Linked DNA regions of Mus musculus: all the other regions are linked to region 3. A link is a contact called in ENCODE POLR2A ChIA-PET data. All regions are on one chromosome and are shown on one strand. The core of a region is the stretch at or near the end of the contact, and the rest is flanking DNA. Distances in the headings are between cores, read along the strand shown.

The links. ChIA-PET counts read pairs that join two places held with the same protein, here RNA polymerase II (POLR2A).
Region 1: POLR2A ChIA-PET joins it to region 3 with 21 read pairs in embryonic stem cell. The contact joins the promoter of Aaas here to the promoter of Tarbp2 in region 3. POLR2A ChIA-PET finds 5 or more read pairs at or near these places in 4 of 5 experiments (Patski and embryonic stem cell).
Region 2: POLR2A ChIA-PET joins it to region 3 with 19 read pairs in Patski. The contact joins the promoter of Calcoco1 here to the promoter of Tarbp2 in region 3. POLR2A ChIA-PET finds 5 or more read pairs at or near these places in 2 of 5 experiments (Patski and embryonic stem cell).
Region 4: POLR2A ChIA-PET joins it to region 3 with 12 read pairs in Patski. The contact joins the promoter of Pfdn5 here to the promoter of Tarbp2 in region 3. POLR2A ChIA-PET finds 5 or more read pairs at or near these places in 3 of 5 experiments (Patski and embryonic stem cell).

Annotation. Positions count from the first base shown.
Region 1 is chr15:102,349,318-102,352,017 of GRCm38, reverse strand. Aaas (achalasia, adrenocortical insufficiency, alacrimia) reads left to right here and starts at 1,259. Exons shown (of 16, transcript NM_153416.2): 1 at 1,259-1,522; 2 at 1,938-2,065. The coding sequence starts at 1,400. Gm36246 (predicted gene, 36246) reads right to left here and starts at 1,191. Exons shown (of 3, transcript NR_155425.1): 1 at 1,106-1,191.
Region 2 is chr15:102,720,862-102,723,719 of GRCm38, reverse strand. Calcoco1 (calcium binding and coiled coil domain 1) reads left to right here and starts at 1,542. Exons shown (of 15, transcript NM_026192.3): 1 at 1,542-1,673.
Region 3 is chr15:102,516,619-102,519,763 of GRCm38, reverse strand. It overlaps Tarbp2 (TARBP2, RISC loading complex RNA binding subunit), which reads right to left and starts at 1,572. Exons shown (of 9, transcript NM_009319.3): 1 at 1,162-1,572; 2 at 473-642. The coding sequence starts at 1,214. Map3k12 (mitogen-activated protein kinase kinase kinase 12) reads left to right here and starts at 2,760. Exons shown (of 16, transcript NM_001163643.1): 1 at 2,760-2,976.
Region 4 is chr15:102,324,665-102,327,610 of GRCm38, reverse strand. It overlaps Pfdn5 (prefoldin 5), which reads right to left and starts at 1,495. Exons shown (of 6, transcript NM_027044.3): 1 at 1,351-1,495; 2 at 1,076-1,178; 3 at 762-793. The coding sequence starts at 1,422.

The sequences.
Region 1 (2,700 bases), core at 10-2,509, 170 kb after region 3:
ACACTTCCCTCCCATTTGTCTATTCAGATTTTGAGCTCACAATTGAATTAAGTTAGAATTAAACCATCTAAACATCTCTCTGTAGTTCTAGCCCCCCCCCCAACCCCTTCAGTTTCAGAAAAGGTCTCAGGAGAGCATGGTGGTAGATCTTTAATCTCAGCACTCTTGGGAGATAGAGGTATGAATCTCTATGAATTCAAGGTCAGTCATGTCTACATAGCAAGTTCCGTGCTAGCCAGAGCAACATAGCCATACCCTGCCTCAAAATAAAGCCTAGGGCTGGAGAGATGGCTCAGCAGTTAAGAGCACTGACTGCTCTTCTAGAAGTCCTGAGTTCAATTCCCAGCAACCACATGGTGGCTCACAACCATCTGTAATGGAATCAGATACCCTCTTCTGGTGTGTCTGAAAACCATGAGAGTGTACTCATATAAATAAAACAAATCTTAAAACAAACAAACAAACAAACAACAAAGCCTAAATAAGACAAAGTCAGGGTGGTATGTATCTCAAGTTGGAAGAGAACTATGGAGTGGACATTCAGTGATCCTCCTGCCTGTACCTCCCAATGCTGGGATTACAGATCGGAGTCAACGGTATTTGGAGGCAGGGGCTTGCTACGCAGTCTACACTAACCTTTTATTCTTGTCCACATCCTGTAGGCATTACAGCCTTGGGCCAATATGCCCCACCAATGTCTGGTTTGTGTGTATTTTGGTCCAATCTGTGTCATTTTGCTACTGGTAGTTCAACGGTGCACTTTTGGGGTTATTGTAAGGATTATAGAAGCGTTTGTTAGTGATATACTCGGGAAAAGTTACTGTCCTTCCAGTGTCCGTCTCTCTCTTTCAGGACGCCTTACCCTGTGAAGTCCGTTCTGACTGTCCTCTAAAGTCTTTTTTGTTTTTTTTTTGGAGGTGGGGGGGCGGGGAAAGCTCACTGGTAGGATGACATCGTCTGTATATTCCTCAAGGATATTTACGGGGGTTGGAGAGTTTAATTAGGTACTTTCCTAAACCTGGCTTATTTTGGGCTTTTTCCGTACTAAGTAAGTGAGTGGGAGACGCTGCTGGGGATTCAGAGTTGGAAAAAACAGTAGTCTTACAGGAAACAAACCAAAACCAAACCGCGGCGCTCCTTACGCCACAGGTCGGTCCTCGGACGTGTCAGCGTCGTGCCCGCTCCGTACGCAAGGGGGCGCGCCAGGAAGTCCCGGAAGTCCGTCCCGAAACCCGACTCGGAACTTTCTTCCTTGCACTTCCGTTCAGCTTCGCGCAGTCGTTTGTCCTGTACGGCTACCCGTCCTCACACGAATCTAGCCCGGGAACTAAGATTCCGGGGAGCGCAGTCGTCACCAGCCGGGAGCCTGTCGATTCCAGACGCTCTCCGGACTGGCAAGATGTGCTCCCTGGGGTTGTTCCCCCCGCCGCCGCCTAGAGGTCAAGTCACCCTGTATGAGCACAATAACGAGCTGGTGACCGGCAACAGCTATGAGAGCCCGCCTCCCGACTTTCGGGGCCAGGTGGTCCGGGTGGGAACGCTGCGGTGGGGATGCGGAAAGTGGGAATAGAGGCGACGCGGCGGGGCTCGCTCACAAGTGATTGGGAACGGCATGACTCCCACAGGAGACTGGAGAGAACGAAATATATTTTAGGGCCTGTGTTACCCAGTTAGGCATGCCAAGGCATGTGAGGAGGTTCTAGGAGGGGTAGAGAAGATGATGGATGCCGTCCATCAGGTCTTCTCTAGTGTCAACCCTGTGAAAAACGATTGTGGTTTGCAGATGAGGACTGAAAATTTTCTGTCCCACAAGTGTTACATTTGTGGGTATGGGAAATGGGGCCGTGGAATCTCTTATGCCATAGGTTGGAGATGGCAAGGAGTTCTGTTAAGATTTGGGGAAGAGACTGACTGCCTCCCTCTCTTCTGAGGTATAGTGGATCAATCTTCCTGTCCTACACCTGACCAAGGATCCCCTAAAAGCCCCAGGGAGGCTGGACCATGGTACAAGAACTGCCTTCATCCATCACCGTGAGCAAGTGTGGAAGAGATGCATCAATGTTTGGTGAGGCATAGCAAACAGTGGCTTAAATAGGCCATGGTCTACCGAGCCTGCTTTGGGCAGCTCTTGAATGGCTGCTTATTGCAGTCTGTGTCTTCATATTACCACAAATCATATTAGGTGATCCATTTTTATTGTAAAACTCAAGGGTGTACCAGAAACCTCATTTATCCCTAATAGCTTGGCTTGATTTTACAAACCTGCTCTCAGCACCGACCTCATTTGCTTTTATCTGAAGCTCAGGAAAGTTAGGAAAAGGTTGAATTGATTCGTTAATATGTAGGACATGTAAGAATTAAAGCTGTGCTATCTTTTTTTTTTTTAACTGTACGTTTGGAAAAGTTACATAATTACTCTGTCCTAAAGCCAAACCCCTTTAAACCATGGTGACTAAATAGATACAAAGCACATAGAAGCATTTCCTGGCACATTAATCCCTTGATGTGTTTGCCATCCCCATTATTATCATTGCCATTATCTGTAAAAAGAATCCCTGGTGCCGGGCGTGGTGGCTCACGCCTTTAATCCCAGCACTCCGGAGGCAGAGGCGGGCGGATTTCTGAGTTCGAGGCCAGCCTGGTCTACAGAGTGAGTTCCAGGACAGCCAGGGCTACACAGAGAAACCCTGTCTTGAAAAA
Region 2 (2,858 bases), core at 293-2,792, 200 kb before region 3:
TATTACCTTAGCTCTATTTGAGACTGAGATTTTTACAAGCTTTCATTCTGAATGCAGACAAAATAAACATTTGAGACTTGAGTCTTTGGACAGGCTTCACTCGTAGCTAACCCAGGACCTTGAACTATCTCCCCATCCAGCAGCTTGTGCCCTAACTCATAAATCCTGACTAATGACACAGACATGTCATCTTAATGTTTGTGCAGCCCAGTGACTTAATGCTTGGAGATCTTCAAATGAAAGGCACCCAAGGACAGCATCAAATACCCTATTCAATCTTAAAAGGAAAAAAAAAAAAAAAACTACCAAAAAAAAAAAAAAAGTAAAAGAAGAGGCGCCGCCAGAACCTACTGCCACAGATAATTAGAATGGACCCAACCAGGAGAGGACAGCTGTCTTTCCGGCATAACTATTTATTTGTGAGACAGGGTCTCCTGTGTAGCCTGAGTCAGAATCGAAATCTCCAGGATCTCCCTGCCTCTGCCTCTTCAATTGCTAGGGTTATAGGTGTGTAGCATTACATCTCACTTAATCCTTTAATATTGAGAAAGGGGGGGGGGGTTGAACTCTTCCAGGGTTGGAGGCCACCCACAACGATGAGGACGGTTCAAGTCCTTAAGTGACTGCGGTGTGGGAACAGTGTGACTCTTTCGCCTATCAAAACAAAACAAAACAAACAAACAAACAAAAAACAACCCTATAGCAACAATTGTATTGTTGCTCTAATTAATTTAAGCCAGTTAAAAGGCTTGGGCAAACAAGCCTCTCTAAGTAGCTTGTTGTGAGCTGTGGCAGTCCTGCCAAGCTCTCTCTTCAACCGCATGCTTTTCATTCCACAGCCTAGCCACCATTTCAAGCTATGTCCCCTAATCCTAGCCCCAGAAGCCACTCCAGGGGGAGCACGTGCAGGTGTGGTATGTGTGTGTGTGTGTGTGTGTGTGTGTGTGTGTGTGTGTGTGTGTTATCGGACCCCTTGGCATGGAAATCTTCTCAAGCTGGAACCAAACAGTAAGCTTTGAGACTTTTACAAGCTCTGTCAACCCTGAAGTCAGAACAAGCTAAAAATAAATAACCACTACCACCCCTGTGAGTTTCCCCACCCACAACATGGTGGCTGTAGCTCGTAGCTTGGGAGAGGCCTGGCAGAGTTCTACAGTTTCATAGCCCTGACCCTAGAGGATTCCTTAGACAAGTTTTTTCTTTTGTAAGTAGATATAACACTACAGCCTATCTTGTAAAAGCGAACAAGAAGGCTGTGCTGGAAGCGTTCCGCCCCACCGAAAAGAGCTGTGCAGAACGCGTTAAAGCCGTCAACTCTCCCACTAAGCATGCTACGAACCAGCAGCCTCCACTAGATCAGCCTGCCCTTTCTTAAGGAATCATGGGCCGTGAAGTCCTTTGGAAGACACACCCTCCTGAACTGCCTCGGGAGTAAGAACTACATCTCCCGGGATGCCACGCTGAGTCCATCACCGCCCCGCCCTCTTCCCCGCCCCTCGCGCGCAGCCTCCTGGGACATGTAGTTCCACAGGTAGAAAAGTAGACAGTGTCGAGTCATAGAAGAACCACAAGCCCCAGAAGCTCTCGCGTCACTCTTCCCCTCCCCTCCTATAGTCGGAGTGCTGTTTTTGTTGTTGGTGAAAGGTGAGGGGAACAGCTGATCCGTCCGTGGGGTAAGAAACTTGGCCTAACTGAGGGTGGGCTTACGCGGGGGTGGTCAGCCCGCTTCTCAGCCTGCGAAAGGCTAATCCGAGAGAACTGTAGAAGAGGACGGTAGGAGCGTTTAGGTTTTAATACTTTACGCACTAAGGAAGCCTCCCCCACGTTTCGGTTTTGTTGGTTTCAAGGGGGGCCTTGAGGAGTAGCCCGCATTGTCCTCACTTTCTTGCGGGGCCTCCTCAGTAAAGCTCGATCCGATTATGGAAGCTTGAAGGGACTGAAATATTTGCTTAATCTTTTCCAGGCAAGTCTTTGCCCTCACAGACCTTCTCTCTCTTACCCAAATCCAAAGATCCAAAGGCCTTTACTACGCTGAATCCCTGAGGGGAAAACTTCCAACTTGTGGAACGCCAAAACGCTGAGAGCCCTACAGTGGAGAGGGGACACACACACACACGCACACACAGAGAGGGAGAGAGAGAGAGAATGCATTTGAACATCAGCATCTGACCACATACACTTTCAGTTCTGAAGAATATCTGCAGCTGTTACAGATTGTCTTTGTGGGAAAGGAGGGGTTTGGGGTTCTCAACGGGTAGAACTTTAGAGACAGATCTCACTCTAACCTAAGAAGACTTATATTGAAGAAAACACGGAGTAGCTGTAATGAGAGATTTTTCATAGATGAAAAAAAAAAAGCCGACAAAGAAACTGTTTCCTATTGCATTGCTGGCCCACCTTTCCTTCTCCATGGAGTGTTTAATTTCTTTTAAAGTTCCTCCCCCACTGTCTCAGCCTGGTGTGGGTTTGTGATGTTTGGGGGTGTGCATATGACTAGTGGTGATGTCTGATTGGACACATCAGCTGCACCTGACACAGGAAGCAGATGTGTGGGCTAGAGAAAAGGGCTGCCTCCCCGCTCTGGACTGAGGTGTATTTTTTTTTTAAGTTAATATACAGTGAGTTTCATTTCAAACATGTACACCATCCATACTTTGTTCTTATTCATCTCTGAGTACTACTCTGTTTTAACTTTTTTTTTTTTACTTCTGTGTGTGTGTGTCTGTCTGTCTGTGTCTGTGTGAAGATAGGTGTACAGAAGTCTGAGCACAGCTTGGGGATATCAGTTCTCTTCTCCCAACCTTGAGTTGGTGGCAAGCACCTCTACCCACCCAACTATTCTACCCCCTGAACTCTTG
Region 3 (3,145 bases), core at 323-2,822:
GTGGGTTGCGGAGGGATGTTTTGCTCTGTCTTTCTTTCCCCTTTTCTCTTCCCTCGGTAAATAGGAAATAGAGACAACTGAGGGTCTGAAGTCAAAGCTCTGCTCTGCCACTTATTACATGTGAACTGGAGCCTACCATTTAATTTCTCATACTAAGTTCTTCGTGTTCAATGTGAGGCATGAAGGCTAGCAGAGTATGTGCTCCCCCTAATACCCACGAGGAGTTCAATGTCTCATTTACTCTTCCTCTGGGGTGATAAAGTAGCAGATCTCTGTGACATTTCCTGTTCTCGCCAGTGAGTCTCTCGGGTCCCGTCCACCGTCTCACAGCCCTGTTCCAATCCTTCTTTCCCCCTGAAATATCTCCATCCCTCCCTGGCTTTAAAGGAGAGGACTGTGAGGTGATCGCATGATATTAAGCCACGGGCCCTGTGAATGCACACCCCAGCCAGGCTGCCCAGGCCTTCCTCACCAGTGCAGCTGGTGTCGCCAACGGTGACCCGAAAGGTGAAATTAGGTTGATGGGCTTGGCCCTCGGCTTTGAGAAGGTCGTACACGGGCGTCTTTCCTATTCTGGTCCCATACTCCTGAAGAAGGCTGATCGGGGTCTTGCCCGGGTTGGCGGCCAGCATTTGCTCTATGCTGGGAAGGGGCACAGACCAACATCACACTTCCCCTTTCGGCACCCACCTGGCAAATCACTGTCACATTAGACCTAGCCACATTATAGGGTCCATGAATTCCCAGGCAGTATAGCATCCATTGGCTGGGTTAAAAGTTAAGGTGCATGAGGGAAAGCAAGGTCCCAAGGCAAGTGGAGAATGTACTGTTCTCAGTTAAGGCGAGGGATCCTGTGCCGTGGTGCTGGTTGAACGTGCATTTCCCCCGACACAATACAATTCGGGAACCCAGTACCCACCAAATACACTGAACGTCGGGGCATAAAGCCCAGGGCTCTAGTGCAGTCTGGGAATCAAGCCAACCCCAAACTAGAGCTGGAGGCGTTGGCCACAGCCCCAGTGCATGCCGGGAACCTCTGCCCACTACCCCAGTGCTTGCTGGGAACAACCCTCAGGCCAGGTGCATGCTGGGGCCGCGCCGCCGCCCCTCCTCACCACCTCACACTTTTCGTCCTTCAGGAATCCAAGCGAGGCAGCTCACCTGGGCAGCCCGCAGCCTGTAGTAGTGCCGGAGCCCTGATCCTCTTCACTCATTCCCTCCTCCGTCCCCGCGGGCGCCACCGTGACTACAGCCTCCACGCACCCCAGTACACCGCCGAGGAGCTAGGGCCGGGGCCAAGCCCGGAGTCGCGGCCGGTAGGGCCCGCCGCGGGGCATGCTGGGATCTGGAGTCCCCCGCCCACTCGGCTCCTTGTGTCTTCTTATGGATCCGAGCTACCCGCCCCACAACCCTCAGCGAGACTCGCCCGGGCATCTGCACCGCCTTCTGGGAGGAGCAGACCCTCGGCGGAAGCTTCCCAAGCTACTACGAGTGGGTTGGGTTTTTTGTTTTTTTGGTTTTTTTTTTTTCCTAATGTCATTCCCGCCTTCCTCCTTGCGCACCGCCTCCTCCCAAGCCGACACTGTGAGCATGCGTATTAGCTGCGTGTAGGCGGCCAGGGGCGGGGCGGTAAGGTCTGTCTCCCTGAGAGAACTACAGAACCCAGGCGCCAGCGCGTCATTCGGGCGCCGCTGCGGGCTTCGCTGCTTTATTGGCTATACTGAGAGCGACTTCCTGTAGGCGCTTGCAGATTGGTCACTTGGCCCAGAGGGCGGAGACGAGGAAAGGTGTAGCCTTCTCCTTGAGGAAAGGCTGTGATTGGCCGAAGTCCTTTTGCTGCCCCAGAGGGTGTGCCTTACCTGGCCACCCCCACCCCAGAGCTCTGGGGTTTTATAAGTCCGGAGTTCTCCTCAGACCCGGTCTCCCAGGCTGTAGCGTAAGCTTCTCAGCACTCCGTGTCAAAAAACCCGTTGCTTTTCTGTGGCTTGTCCTTCGCCTCTCTTCACTAACTCCACGCAGCCTGACAGGGTTCGTGCCTCTTTAGATCAGCCCTAGTGAACCTCTTTTAACTGTCCCGAGAATCATTAGATGGACCTTCTGTGTTTAGTCTCACCTGAAAGAGCACAGGAATAATTAACGAACTAATATACGCGCAGAGCTTAACGATTACCTTTGGCTCTCCAAAGCCTTGATACCACCAGAGTGAAAGAAATATGGGAAATCTTGTGACCTTGGACAGAAGGAGAAAGTGATACCACGAAAAACGTGATTCAAAGAGTGTTTTTTAAAATGGGTCTAGGATAAGATGTCTTGCTAGAAAGGAATAGGGTTAGAGGTAAGAGGAATCAGTAATGAAAACGAGCGATCGGTCATCCAGGAGCACAGAAGTGGGAAGGGACCTACGGCTGGGTGGATTCCAATTGGGTGAAAATGGAGCAGCGACGAGGGAAGGCCAGCTGGAGATGTCGGTATGACAAGGGACCAGTGCCAGAGCGTTGTGTATACTGATGGACTGCGCTCTCGGGGTGTAGGAAAGAATCTGTAAGACAGGTCACAAGGGGATCCTACAGATTCCGCATGAGGACCAAAGTGGAACTGCCGTAGAACACCTCCAGGAAGGAGCCTGGATCGCGCCGGATGGCAGCCACAGGCTCCTTTAAGAGGCCGGCGACTCCAGCGCAGCATCCCCCGCTCAGGGCGTGTCCGTCCCGGGGGGCCAGGGGCGGGGGCTTTGGAAGGAGCGGGAGTTCAAGTCGAGTGGGGACGGGGCTTCGAGTAGGGGGTGGGGGCTAAAAGCTGGGGCTGACACCCGTACACCTGAGTTCCACACGAGCATCGCCGGTGACAGCTCTCCAGGTCCGGTGGAGGGCAACGGGGGGAGGAGGGAAGGAGGAGGAGGAGGAGGAGGCGGGAGCAGCATCCGGAGCGGAGCTGCAGCAGCGCCGCCTTTTGTGCTGCGGCCGCGGAGCCCCCGAGGTGAGAGCCTGGGCGACTTGTGGGGGTGGGGGGCAGGGATGGGTTCGGGTCTTGGGATCCTGGCGTGGAGGGAGGGTCGGGATACAATTGTGGCGTGGTGGGGGAGGAGGTGACTCGAGGATGCTGAAGCTGTGGTATGAAGGAACTAGAGCCCTGGACCCGACGCCTG
Region 4 (2,946 bases), core at 246-2,745, 190 kb after region 3:
CCTGGTGCCTGCAGAAGTCGGAAAAGGTTGCTGCATCCCCTTGAATTGTTGTCACCTACACCATGTAGATGTTCGGAACCCAATTGGGTTCTCACTGAGAGCAAGTGCTCTTAACTGCTGAGCCATCTCTCTAGTTACAAATTATTACTACTTTTAAACTTACATGTATTTGGTCTGTGTGTGTGTTTTCACAAGTGTGCATGCCATGGAGCACGAAGGTCGGAGGACAACTTCTGGGAGTTGGTCTTCTCCTTCCACCCCATTAGTATCAGAAAGTTAGCTCAGTGTGTATGTGTGGGTTTTACGCTCTGCGTCGTCACCTTGCCGGCTCTATTGTTACTTAAAACAGTCTTCACCACTTTGCTATTCTTAGGTTTCTCTTTCGACTGTCATTTCCTGGTGGAAATGACAACAGGTCATTTCAACAGGAGGAAACAATCTACCTTTCACTATTAGAGATGAGCGGCAATTAAGGTGAAATTGAAAAAAGAGGCAAGTTCCCAATTTCAATATCCTAACATTTTTTCTACTGGCTTTAGCCAAATGCCAGCTTTGTCTCCATATTGACATCTCTAAACAAAGAGAAACACAACATTTCAATTCTTCACCGAACTCTGATACAAAGTATTACATGGACACTGGTGCAACGTTAGACAAGTGAGCTACGTTAAGTGTTCGACTGTTCTTAAAATCAAAACTCTCCCCGCTTTTGGGAAAGACTGTGGAAGAATGTAAGGTAGCATTTCCCGTGGAAAGGATACAGAACTCGTCAGTGGGACCAGTAATTCTTTTCCTGTGAAAGTAATAAAGACAAACAGCTGGGGAAGGCTAGCGGCTCCCACGCGAAGACGTTAGGGGAAGCTCCCAACAGGGCTCAGTGTTCACAGACAGTGAAAAGAACACAGCAACTGAGGAAATGTCTTGTACATTTTAGTTTTCTGTAGGCAACATGCGGGGGCTCCTGTGGCTACACACACACTAAGTAACAAACAGTTTTCTTTAACGAAAACTGGAACTAGGAAAAAGCGAAGGAGAAGCCGGCATCCCCAGGCGCCCTCACCCGCCTAGCCCATACCCTCGTTGCTCTTGTTCAGCACGTTCAGACAGTCCTTGGCTTCCACGTACTTGGTCTGGACCACCTTGAGCTGAGCAATGGACGTGGACAAAAACTCCACTTCCTACAGAAGCCGGGAAAAAACAAGGGGTCAGCTCAAGAAAGCGGGGCCCAGGCTGAGGGGGCGGGACCCGGGACCGGATAGGGGTTTCCCTGGGAAAGGAAGCCTCCCCGACCGGGCGGGCGGTCGGTCGGAGGATATGAAGCGCGAGGAAGGTGCTGGGACAGGTCCTCACCTGGTCCAGCTGGTTCTTGAGCATTTCCAGTTGTGGCAGATTCAGCTCCGTGATGTTAATCGACTGCGCCATGTTGGGAAGGAGGACTGCCGAAGAGGAAGCCGCCTGGGCGAGTGACGCTCTAGCCGCCCTCCGCGTTACCTCCGTGGTGCCGCCAGGGGATACGCTCTGCGCCCGTCGTCTCTATGATCCTGTGTTTCGGACCCGCTTTTCGGATCTCAAGCTTAATTAGAGAACGCAAGTTTTTCTTTTCTCAGAGTACACTAAAGCTAGCACGGTAATTTTGGCTTCCTGTCCCCATAACTCTAGGTTCTGCTGGCCTAGAAGTTTTGGCTCCAGAGAGGGGAGTGCTCCTACCAGGAGCTACAACAAACATTCCATTGAACTGGAAGCTCAGACTTCCCCTTGGTCATTTTGGGCTTCTAATGCCCTTAAACCAACAGGCTAAAAATGGAATAACAGTGTTAGGAGGGGTGATAGATCCAGATTACCATGGGGAAATTGGATTACCTCTTCACAATGGTGGTAAGCAAGATTATGTCTGGAGTGTAGGAGATCCCTTAGGGCGTCTCTTAGTACTACCATGTCCTGTGATTAAAGTCAATGGGAAACTACAACAGCCTAATCCAAGCAGGATGACAAAGGACACAGACCCATCAGGAATGAAGGTATGGGTCAATCCTCCAGGAAAAGAGCCAAGACCTGCTGAGGTGCTGGCTGAAGGTGAAGGAAATACAGAATGGGTAGTAGAGGAAGGTAGTTATAAAATTAGTTAGCAAACATGGCTTGGGCCTTCAAGGGACTCGAAACTCTCGGACTCACGACACAACCACAAGATTGTAAAGCGGTATAAGCTACTGCGCGTTGTTGGGACAAGCCCGCGACAGGACAGCAGGGAACCTGTGTTCTGACAGTACCACTAACGCGCTTTAAAGGATAAAGTGCAAGTGCCAAAAAGGAACAACTGCCAACCAACTACATTTATTTTTATGTCTCAGTATATATGCAGGCAAACCAAACCTAGGTCCTTTGAAAGAGCAACCTAGTGCTCATAACTGCTGAGTGTCTGTCTAGCCCCACCATTGTGTGTTGGATAGGAAGGGTCTGTGTGCTTCCCAGCAACTTTTTTTTTTTTTTTTAACAATATCAGCCAGATATTGGTGGTGCACACACACTTTTATTTATTTATTTATTTATTTATTTATTACATGGAAGTACACTGTAGCTGTCTTCAGACGCACCAGAAGAGGGCATCAGATCTCATTATGGGTGGTTGCTGGGATTTGAACTTTGGACCTTCGGAAGAGCAGTCAGTGCTCTTACCCACTGAGCCATCTCACCAGCACCCCCCCCCCTCCCAGAAACTTTTAAAGGTGTAGTTGTTGCAACAAACCATATGAGTAGCAAACCCCATTGAATCTGCTGCTGCCATTGCCAAAGTGTAGCAGCCTTGGTGGGAAGGGCAATGGTTTCTAAAATCATCCAGGATTCAAAGGCAGTGGAAGGATTAAAAACATCAGCATAGCCCTATCACTACCTTTCCTTTCTCCAGTGTGAACACTTTAACTGCCAGGGTATTGTTTTGTAGCACTGGCT